2 separate regions of the Mus musculus genome follow, and region 1 is linked to region 2. A link is a loop called in an ENCODE intact Hi-C map of the cell type or tissue named here. Cell type or tissue: heart. All regions are shown on one strand. Links, peaks and the distances in the headings refer to the core of each region. The heading gives the core; the rest is flanking DNA.

The links. A loop is a pair of places that touch in the nucleus more often than their neighbours do. Peaks named below come from ENCODE experiments on the same cell type or tissue, not always from the same donor. Only the 100,000 strongest peaks of a DNase experiment are listed, where the experiment ranks them.
Region 1: it touches region 2 in a loop (2.6-fold over the local background); 17 of 42 quality-filtered maps call a loop at or near these places.

The regions. Positions count from the first base shown.
Region 1 is chr5:77,092,947-77,098,322 of GRCm38, reverse strand. Hopx (HOP homeobox) reads left to right here and starts at 3,056. Exons shown (of 3, transcript NM_001159900.1): 1 at 3,056-3,172; 2 at 3,301-3,457. The coding sequence starts at 3,314. In heart, for the core only: no CTCF peak of the experiment used is centred there; a DNase peak (open chromatin) is centred at 3,042; H3K4me3 peaks cover 1,936 bases; H3K27ac peaks cover 2,772 bases.
Region 2 is chr5:77,152,901-77,158,276 of GRCm38, reverse strand. It overlaps Gm34598 (a long non-coding RNA gene), which reads left to right. Exons shown (of 3, transcript XR_880411.1): 2 at 925-1,333. Among named protein-coding and RNA genes, the nearest start is that of Gm34598, 3.6 kb to the left of the region's middle. In heart, for the core only: no CTCF peak of the experiment used is centred there; DNase peaks (open chromatin) are centred at 266 and 3,137.

The sequences.
Region 1 (5,376 bases), core at 74-5,073, 60 kb after region 2:
AGGGTGCAGATACATGCACACACACACACATACACACACACACACACACACACACACACACACACAGATGGGGGGGAGGTAGGCTCAGAAATTCAAAGTCTTTACCAACTATATAGCAAGTTTGAGACCCTGTCTTAGGGGGGAAATCCACCTGCTTCAGCCCTGTGGCCAACTGGAGTAGGTTTATGGTAGCAAATTGCTTTCTCTCTTGATTGGATATTAGTGGCGCTACAGAGAAGTCATAATTCTGGGAGAGGGAGAAGATGTTTAAATAGGGAGGTAGCCAAGGTTCATAGCACTTCGTATGAGCTCGTTAATGTAAGTAGATATGTCCAAAGCAAAGGACTACAGGCTCACAGGACATAAAGCTGAGCCTGTGACACAAAGGTCAGCCCAGGCTTTGGAACGGATTTAGAAAAAAAGCCAGCTGGTTTTCATTTAACCTCTCGAAAGGGCTTGTGCAATGACTTCCCCAAGCACAGAACTAAAACACAATGACAGGACACACTGCTCTTCGAGGTGTTTCACAAGATGTGAACAACCGCAGCAGTTAACTCTGGTGTTAAGATTGAAGTTGACAGGGCTTCAAAGTAGTTGTTAGTTCTTTGTATCTGATATTGGTTAGGCTAAGTTCAGAGAAACTTCTCAATGGCTACTTTATTTCCTTACTGGAGACAGTTGAGGACCTTTACAAGGTCACCATTACCAGGGCCGCTTGATTCTTACAGTAAGACAGAAAGAAACAAAGCAACAGCAAACATTTGCCTACCAGGGAGGGCTGAAATAATCGCGCCTGAGCTCTGCAGGGCAGTAACAAAAAACTGACGGTAGTGCTCTTGCGTCCCCATAGCTAGAAGCCAAGTGTGCTTGTTTAGTGTACCTTGGAAAGCTAGATGCTGTCCAAAGACCCTCCCACAGTCTCCTTAGCAGCCAACCAAGGCCAGCGGTCCTCTACCAACTCACCCTACCAGTCCTTTAAAATAAACCAGGACCTCCCCCACACAACCCCACTCAGTTTGGTAACAGAAAGCCACAGAAAACTAATAAAATAAAATGCACTTGATCCCACGTAGCGACATTAGCAACCCATGAGTTATACACCAGCAGTTACAAAAAACCCGGGGAAGCGTGTACGCCCGTCTGAGTCACGTTCCTGCAGTGGGCTATTTCTGAAGGCCTGAGGATTCCACCGGGCATCAACAAAGGTCCTGGTGGAAGAATCAGCAGGACTGTATTAAATGGAATGGGCAAGAAGCAACACCAGAGGCAGCCGTTACCCCTGCTATGTTTCAGTTGACAGCTCGAATGGTGGTGGTGGCCTTGGTGGACAGCATAGGCTGGGATTAGTGTCTAATTAGAGATGCACCCTTTGAAAACGGAGACAAGCCCCTCCCTGCCCTCATGCTGATAAGTTTCTCCCACTAAACTGAAGATAGACTGCCTTACTGTAAGGGGGCTAGCAGACCACGGGCCTGGAACCAACACTCAGTATTTCCGCTCTAGAGTTCTGGCCATTGTTGGAAATCGTGGAATCTTTGGGTCCTCTGCCTCAATGTCCCTGACTGTGAGATGACTTTCAAAAGAGTATGTGTCATAGAAGGACGGGGAGGGGAAATGCGTGCTAACAGGAAAGGTATTTCTTTCCTTGTTTCCTTCCTTCCTTCCTTCCTTCCTTCCTTCCTTCCTTCTTTCTTTTTCTAAAAGATTTATTTATTATATGTAAGTACACTGTAGCTGTCTTCAAACACATCAGAATAGGGTATCAGATCTCATTACAGATGGTTGTGAGCCACCATGTGTGGTTGCTGGGAATTGAACTCAGGACCTCTGGAAGAGCAGTCAATGCTCTTACCCGCTGAGCCATCTCTCCAGCCCAGGAAAGGTATTTCTAACCAGATGGGCCACAGCCTTGGTGCAGAGTCGGGGATCCTTGGTACAAATTTTAAGTAGAGGGACATCTAGTTCCCTGAAAATGATTTGCTGGTGACTTGGCAAATGCTTTGAGGCCCAGTCCCACGTAGTTGAAAAGTTCCTCCTGTCTGAAACCTCTTCAAGGGAACTAGAGGAGAGGTAAGAAGCATTGACTTAGGAAGTAGGAGGTATAAGCCACAGATGAGAAGGTGGTTAGCTCTGAGCACACTATCCAGATAGTTCACCCCCAGGCACAAACCACATCAAAACCCGCTCGGGACTCTGCGATTGTTAATGCAACAAGCCAGGGTGATTCCCACACTACTGCTTGGCTAAGCCTGGACAGAATCTACAGCCAAGAATATCTTGAAGACCAACCGTCTTTACCTCCTAGTTTTCAACAGGAAGCATAGGAGGAGGGAACACACCTGGTAGTTTTCTTAGCCCCAAGTCTGAAGCTATATTGGTGTGGCGCAGCAGGAAGGTTGTTGCTGCGATATGCTGACAACATTTGTTGCTGGAGAACTGGAAGCTGGAGGTGGACCTATTTTTCTGGGCTGAAGTCTGAGGTTCTAAATGATAGTTGATTTTGATCCTGATTAATTGGGTAGGTTTTGAAAGGTATCTCACACACATACAGGAGACCGCAGTGAGGTAGGTAGGCTCTTGGGATGGAGGCTTGGCATTTGGGGTTCAGCTGCCTTCCGCATGCTCATGGCTCAGCCTTCTCCACGCTACCACCCAGCCGTAAATCATAAATCATTATCGCTGTGTTTCCATTTCCGTCTCAGTACAAGTACATTGGAAAGATCTTTAAAGTATCATCCAAAAATTTTATAGCCGTTATTTGCGACTAAGCTGGCAATTTAATTTTCCCTCTGTGATTTTAATGTCCTTCACATTTTCTGCAGTACGTGCTATTTTTTAATCAGGGGGAAAAAAAAGAGTAAATATCCATTGGTAGTATTGTTTGTAAGTGCGGTCTCTTTTTCCCCAACTTGTGCAGTGAGCGTCTTTCCCCAAAGTGTGCGTTGCCCTGCGCTCCCTGGCAAGGCCCCCACGTGCTAGCCCGCGGCGGAGGCGGAGTGTGGCGGCCCGGGAGGCGTGCCCACGGCGACGGGAGCCCAGCCCCGCGAGTGTCCTCAGTCCCTAGGGCAGCTCCGGATCTCCGGAGGCAGCACTTGAGGCGCTTCCTCAGTATACTGTCCCCTCGGAGTGTCAGGCGGGAGGCGTCTTCTTCCTCCTCTCCATCCTTAGTCAGGTTGGGGACGGTCCCGGGGAAGGAGGGTTCCCCCCAAACTCCGCAGCCAGCGGCGCGGGGCGCCTCGGTGGAACGGCGGGAGGGGGCAGGCGGACCTCGCTCACCCGGGCCATCTGGTTCCCCTGCAGACGCGCACGGACCATGTCGGCGCAGACCGCGAGCGGCCCCACGGAGGACCAGGTGGAGATCCTGGAGTACAACTTCAACAAGGTCAACAAGCACCCGGACCCCACCACGCTGTGCCTCATCGCAGCCGAGGCGGGTCTCACGGAGGAGCAGACGCAGGTGAGTCCCCAAGCCTATGTATCCTCCGGGACTGGCGGGTTCCCGCGGCTGCCGCGGGCCTCCATCATATGTATCTCAGTCCCCAAATCATTCCGCAGTTCCCCGGGCGCCCAGCCCCTATCCACCCTACCCTGTCTCAACACCATCCTCTTTTTGGGTTTCCACTGCCTTCCAGATCCGGCCCCTTGCTTTCTCCTCCTGTAGTGGGAGCATCTCGCCTGCTTTCCTTTCGGTTTCCAAGCTCAGTAACTCTTCCCGCTGTGCTGGAAAGCTTCGGGAAGGTTTATTCTCATCAGGGTTGTCATGGTTTAAAGGGACGTTAGCGATCAGCTATAAGGTTGGTCTTCCGGTTTGTCAGAAGACAAAACTAAGGCGGGGGAGGGGGGTGGGGGCGGGCGGGAGGGAAGGGTACTGTCGTGGGGATAGGGATGGAGGACCTGACCTGCCAGGTTGCTCTTCCCGCCACATCACCACATCTCTGTGCTGCACCTAACAGGCACACTGCCATACTTCGGTTCAGGTTTTGTTGCTGTTTTTATTAATCCCCTGACTCTGAGCTTCAGGTTCAGCTTTAGAGTCTTTCTCTGGAATTTACCAAGAAGTAGCCCTCTGTTGCTATGGCCGCAGCACACGACCCCCTTGCATGATGATAATTTGTCTGTTCATAAAAGGCTTCCTCGCTATCCCATTATCCCCAAAATTTGCTTAGGGTAGAGATCGCAGTACCACCTGGCACAGTGTTGGAGCCTTTAGGCAACTCTCTCTCCAGTCCAATCTACCCTCTAACTTCTTTCTTATTCCCTTTGGTCGTGGAAAGATGATTTGCCACGTATGATAAACCATTTGGGAGTTGGTCCTGTTTCTCTCAAAGCATTTCACGCCTTTCAATTTTCCTCTGAGCTGGGATATTCTTATCCCTTCAGTTAATAGACTGGAGAAGGAGGGGCTTTGTCCTCTCTTCACCCTGCTCAGTTAAAGCTTAAAACCCTGTAATAGTGCTCCCTGGGCTATTAAAACCAGAATCCTGGGGGGCTGGTGAGATGGCTCAGTGGGTAAGAGCACCTGACTGCTCTTCCAAAGGTCCAGTGTTCAAGTCCCAGCAACCACATGGTGGCTTACAACCATCTGTAACAAGATCTGACGCCCTCTTCTGGTGTGTCTGAAGACAGCTACAGTGTACTTACATATAATAAATAAATAAAAAAAAAAAAAAAAAAAAAAAAAAACCAGAATCCTGAGCCCTAAGTCCTAGATGATCCTTGCTAAGCCGAGACAACTTGGAGAATTTATCCATGGGTAATCCTCCCGGTCCCGGATCAAATAGAAAGGCTATTTAACCAGAATCAGAACCCAATAGAAGATGATTTATTGTAACCCAAGTCTAAAAGCTCGTGTTTCTTGCAACTCATCAAAAGGCAAGCTGTTCTAGTCTTAGCATTAAAAGACCGTGCTATATTTAATGATGTAGATAGAGATGTCTCATGTTTTAAGAACTAGGCTGTTGGATATTATGGATGCAGTACCATCTAGGGAATCTAACCCTGACTTGGTCTCCAAGACTCTTCTGTCTGTAGAGCAGAATGGTCATGTTGCCTCTGTTGCATGGTGTTGGAGATCCAGGCTAGGGTCTCGAGCATGTTGAGCCCATTCTGCCACTGAGTGTGCCACCGGCCCCATGCTGACCTTTGGAGTGATAGATATCTGCCATATATTGTCTCAGATACTTGCTGAATCTTTGCTCATTTTGCCACTCCCTTAAGAGAGAAAGCACCATCAGAACAGAGAGCTCAAGTTACTGAAACTGCAGCCAGGGCACAGCCTGCCTCCGTATTGGAGACTCTAGGCCTCTCTCCCGTTCTCTATCCTCCCCTCTATCCGTTCCTCCGGAGGAAGGCTGGAAACAACTGTATAGGGTGGTA
Region 2 (5,376 bases), core at 163-5,162:
AAGAGGTGGTAACTGTCCAGGGCCTGAGGTCTTTGCGTTCTCATAAAAGGTTTTGTTTTTCTGGTTTACAGTTGGGAGGTGAGCTGGGTTTTCCTCTGCAGGTGGGGGTTGGGCAATGGAGAGTTGTGGATGAGCCTTAATTAGGTTAATTAAGGCTTTGGCAAAAGAAGAAAATTGTTCCTGGTAGATTTCTTTAGAGCCTGGTAGGTGTCTCCCAGTTGAAACCTGCTACGTTACTGTGTTTAGTAGGAGGAGACAGAAAAGGAAGTCTGGATTTTAACTTAAGGGTCCCGTGACCTGATCATTGCTGCAGATGTGAGGAGACTGGAGGCAACAGCTCTCAGGTTTCTGTTCTGTGTTGTTGTCTCCAATGGAGAAAAATGTTTGTCCAGTTTCAGCTCAGTAGACAGACAAGAGCCCGGATGCTATGACACTTCACTGTCTATCCTAAAGCCCATACACAGAGAAGGGGTTGCTATTTTATCAAGCAGATAAAATATTTTATTAGCATATATTCATCACACAGAATAATGGGTCTCAAAAGAAAATAGACCAGAAAGTAGTTTCTCTTTTTTATGTTTGTATTACTGTACTGCAATTTTAAGGGTTTGACCTAATTTTTGACGTTTATTATCATGTACTAATTATACATAACGATGAGTTGTATTATGGCATTTCCCTATGCACACTCTGTATTTTGATCAGGTTCACCCTCCCACCCGACCCCCTCACACTTATTGCTCTCTCTTGTCCTCACACATCTGTAGATCTGTGAAGGTAATATGGTTGTGAAAGTTCCTTTTTCCTACAGTTAAGTAAGACCATTTCTCTGAGAGACACCTTCTGTCTGGGCTACAGAAGGTTCATGGCAGCTGTCAGATGGGTTTCCTAGTGCTCAGTACCTTTCTCTGCTTTCTTCTCCAGGTTGAGCCCTGTCCCGCCACATGGGAAGAGTAAATGAAGAAAGAGACTGGAGTCTCTCCTCCAGCATGGTGAGGGACTAGGTATTCCTGCAGCTGGAGGAGCCACCTGTTTCCCAGGCTGTGCCCCTCCCTCTAGTTGGTCAGGACCTGCCCCTGGAGCTTGCTGGGGCATGCTTCTCTTATAATGGAGGCACTGTTCAAGCTAGATGGGCAGAGCCTCGCATGGACGGCAGCCAGGAGCATCCAATGGCAACAAACAGCAAGTTTAGGAGAGATACACGTGGGAAAAACGTCAGTTTAATGAGAGCCGCCAACCCAGGGCTGGGAATTCTTCTTGGAATGAAATCTCAAAAATATGAGAGCCAAGGGAACTGGAAGAGACAGAAAAACTCCCATCTACACTGGAGAAGGTGTATTTCTCAATGGGGCCCTGTCTACTGGGGTTTGTTTCCCTGGAGTTTTGCCATGAAGATCTTGCCTGCTTTGACCACACACACACACACACACACACACACACACACACACACACACACACACACACTCACACACACACACACACTCTCACACACACACACACACGCCCCTGAAATGTGCTCACACTCACATACACGCAACGAACAAATAAATGTAATACGTTTTTCAAAGAGAAGGTCTTGCTACAAAGTCCGGTCTGGAATCAAACTTGAAATCATCCTGCCTCAACCCCAAAGCACTGGAATTATAGGCATGTGCCATCACACGTGGCTACCTGTTCAACTTTTTTTATTTTCTTGTTTTCTGGGGGCGGGGTGGGGGGGAACGGGCAGGGTCTCTTTGTGTTGTCCTGGCTGGCCTGGACCTCACTATGTATGTAGACCAGGCTGACCTTGAACTCAAAGAGACTCTGCCTCTGGTTTGGGACACCACACCCAACTGTTTAACTTCTCGAGGAGCCGTATATCATTGCCCCAGTGTCTACACTAGATCATATTTTATCAGCAATACACAAGGATTCCAATGAGATACTGAACTTATTATTAGCGAGAGGCTCTATTCTGTAAAAGGCGTCTTCCAAGAAGCTGATTTTTGAAAAGAAAGAAGAATGCAGGTCCTCAGAGGAGCTAATCCCAGTCACGTGAGCATCTGGATACCCAACTAGCATCTGGGGGACGAAAGTGGGATGAGGTCTCCTGCAAGCCGATGGGGTCCTTCTCTAAGTCTGTTTCATACACGCCTCTATTGTTCTGTCTGTGCGCCCGGCTGAGCATGCGAGAGACTCAAGGTAGGCTTTCTGGCTGAGCATGCGCATAGGATCAAGGCAGGCTTACTCGCTTACACTTTGCCTCTTCTGTTGAAGAACTGAGGAGGCTTCTGAAAGCTCACAACAGAGCGTAAGGTATACAGTCAGAGTATCAGGCAGAGGAAGGTATGGAGGATGCCTGTAAGTCACGTGACCAAGCTGACCCAGCCTCTGCCTACACTCTCTTTCGGTCTGGCCTGTGAGGGTTGCTTGGTAGAGGAATGTTCCGGGGAGGTAGGGGTGATCACTCAGTGCACATGTGCGGTATGACATAGCTTCTACCCTCGGGCTCTTTCAGCCTGTGAGTATTGCGGTGGAGGAATGCTGAGGAAACGCAGGAGCGATTACTCCATTCACACTCACGCAATCTCCAGCCGCAGAGGAGGAGGTTGCTTACGTCATATATACCTTCACCTACAGTCTCCCTATGGGAACAAGAAAGAGAGCTAAGACTCTCGGTTGATCAGAAAAGAAGCCAGTTGGGAAGGCAGAGGCTGTGGATCTCAGAATGGTCTCAAGTCACAAACCCTAGGATTAAGCACTTAGTTCCACTACTTGCTAATCCAGGAGCTCTTTGGGTTTCCGTTTTTCCATCTGTACAATAAGGGCAATGGTAGAAACTATACTGAGAATTAAATGAGCTAGTGAGTCTAAGATGCTTAATGTGGACCCTGGTACTGGCTAGTGGTCTGGCAGGGTCAGCACCTGCTCTTTCTGGAATTCTTTTGGAGATGTTCCCGCCACATTGGTCTCGGTCATCTCTATCCCCAGCCTCTAGCCAAGTGCCTGACTCCTAATAGGAGTTGAGTATGTTTTCTACTTGGATTATGTAACTGTCTTTCCTGTTGGTGATGCTCTGCGCCACACACTCTCATGGTGATAGGTGACAAAGTTGAGAGGCATGAAGCCAGGCTGGTTGAAGGCGTTCCTGGCGAGGTAACACCCAGAGACAACATGCTCAAGAGCTGGATGAAATTCAAGCTGTGGAATGCAGTTGACCAAGACTGCCTGGGTCAAGAGCCTCTCCCATGCTTTGCTCTTGCCTTCTCTCTCCACAAAGGAATGTGTCTTAGACCATTTCTTTGTACTCCAGAAAAAAACGTGTGAAGTGATGGGGGAGGAATGGGAGAGCAAGACTACTGGGTTACAGCCAGAAGCAGGAAGCTCTGGGGTATTGCTGCACAGCATGGAGATCAAACATGGTCTGTATGACGCAAGAAGGACTTCTCACCGAGTAAGAAGGGTTGGGGATCATTGCTCACAAAGAAATGATAAAGTCGATTTAACCATTGTACAACATACACATGTATCTCATGGTAGCCCATTGAGATAGTTAATTTTGATTTTTTTTGTATGTCTGTTGAAAATTTAAAAAAGAAAAAAAGCAGTAAGGGTTAATATTCTATACCACCAAGTCGATAAAATAAAGGAAAAGTTTAAAAGCAAACCGAAAGTATATAAAATAGTAAATTAGGATTTGAACCACATCAGCTCTGAAAAGTTCACTTCAAACCAACAACTGTTTATTGACTGTGGAAGGAGTTACAGGTTCAAGGTTCTTTGCTGGACACAGGGAAATTCAAAGCTGAGCGAGAAGACATCCTGATCTCAAAGGTACCACTTTTAAGTAAATGAGTGGTCCATGGATATCCAGTGCAGGGAAAATGCTACGCTAAGAAAGTGAATGAATAAACGATGCGCTAATGAGACAGGGGAGGAGTCCTGTCATCTGCCTTCATCTGGAGGAGTGACAGTAGCCTGTGTGTGTGTGTGTGTGTGTGTGGTCATGTGGACTTGGAATTTGGCAGGTGCGACTGGGAGAGGCAAACAGAAGGAAATGGAAGATTTGGGCAGCCGAGGAAGGACTGAAGTAGGTGTGAAGGGGGAAGACAGTGAGTGCTCCAGTTTGAGATGGGACAGAGTTGAGCAGGACAGTATGTGGTCGGGATGGCTGTTATACAACCATCCTGGCAGAGAGACACTTGTGCCTCTCCTTCCATCTCTCAAAACTGAGGAAACAGACCCCACGGAACTGGAGTTGATTTAAGAGTCTTCTTGGCAGCGGTAGTAGGGCATGGGGGTGGGGCCGGCTAGATGGGGTGCTTGTCTTTCAGGAAAAGGCTTGTCACCGAGGAAGAGTTTTCACAGGTATGATGACAAACCACCTTGCAGGATCAATGATAAGTGGGATCACGCCCTGACCAGGAACGCCTAGTTGTGCTGACCTCTTGCCCTGTATTAAACCTAAACCTCAAGTCAGAATCTCAAAGATGGACATGGAAGGTGGGGTGGTGCTGGGGTGGGTGGGGAGGCCACTGAGTCTCTGTTTCTCTTTCCAGGCAGCTACACTGAACACATCTCTGTTTTTCACTATTACCCATCTCTTTAATTGGCATATTGAAGATGGATGCCAAAGCCTAGCTTGTAAGGGCTACCAAGCCCCAGATTTGACCCTAAAAGGTTGATGAGGCTGGAGCTTTGGATGCGGATGCTGGATACAGGGATGGACAGGAAGCCTGAGAGGCTCTGCTCACACTTACCATGGGTTACCATGGGTTACCATGGGTTACCATGGGCTCTAGGCAGGATGGGATGTAGCACCACAGTCAGGGATCTCCTGGAATATGACACAGACAGAGACCAATAGCTTTGTGCCAATCTTCCTTCGTCTCCTCTACACTCTACCCCCAAGCCCCACCGACACAGAGGATTTCTCTGTCTGCTCACCCTCTCCCTCTCTTCAACTCACGGGGAGGATTCTGGCTTCGCTGCTTCCATGTTTTCCTACTGAGCTAGAGGTAGGAAGGAAAGGGTTAATCTTGATTAGGGGCCATCAAAGTGGCTCAGGGTTAAAAGTGCTTGCCAATAAGCTTAGCAACCCGAGTTCAATCCCTGGGACCTCCATTAAGTTGTTCTCTGACTTTCGCATGCATGCTGTGGCTTGTAAATGCCGCCCCCCCACTCACATCACATCACACACACACACACACACACACACACACACACGCACACACACACACACAGAGAGACATCATGATGATGATGATAGTGATAATAATAATAATAGCTAAAACTGTTTGGGGGGAGTTCCAGGATTACTTTTTGTATCTTAAACTTGGGCAATGAGCTAAACAATAGTATATAGTAAGTCCAGAAGACAAAGTCAACCCATAT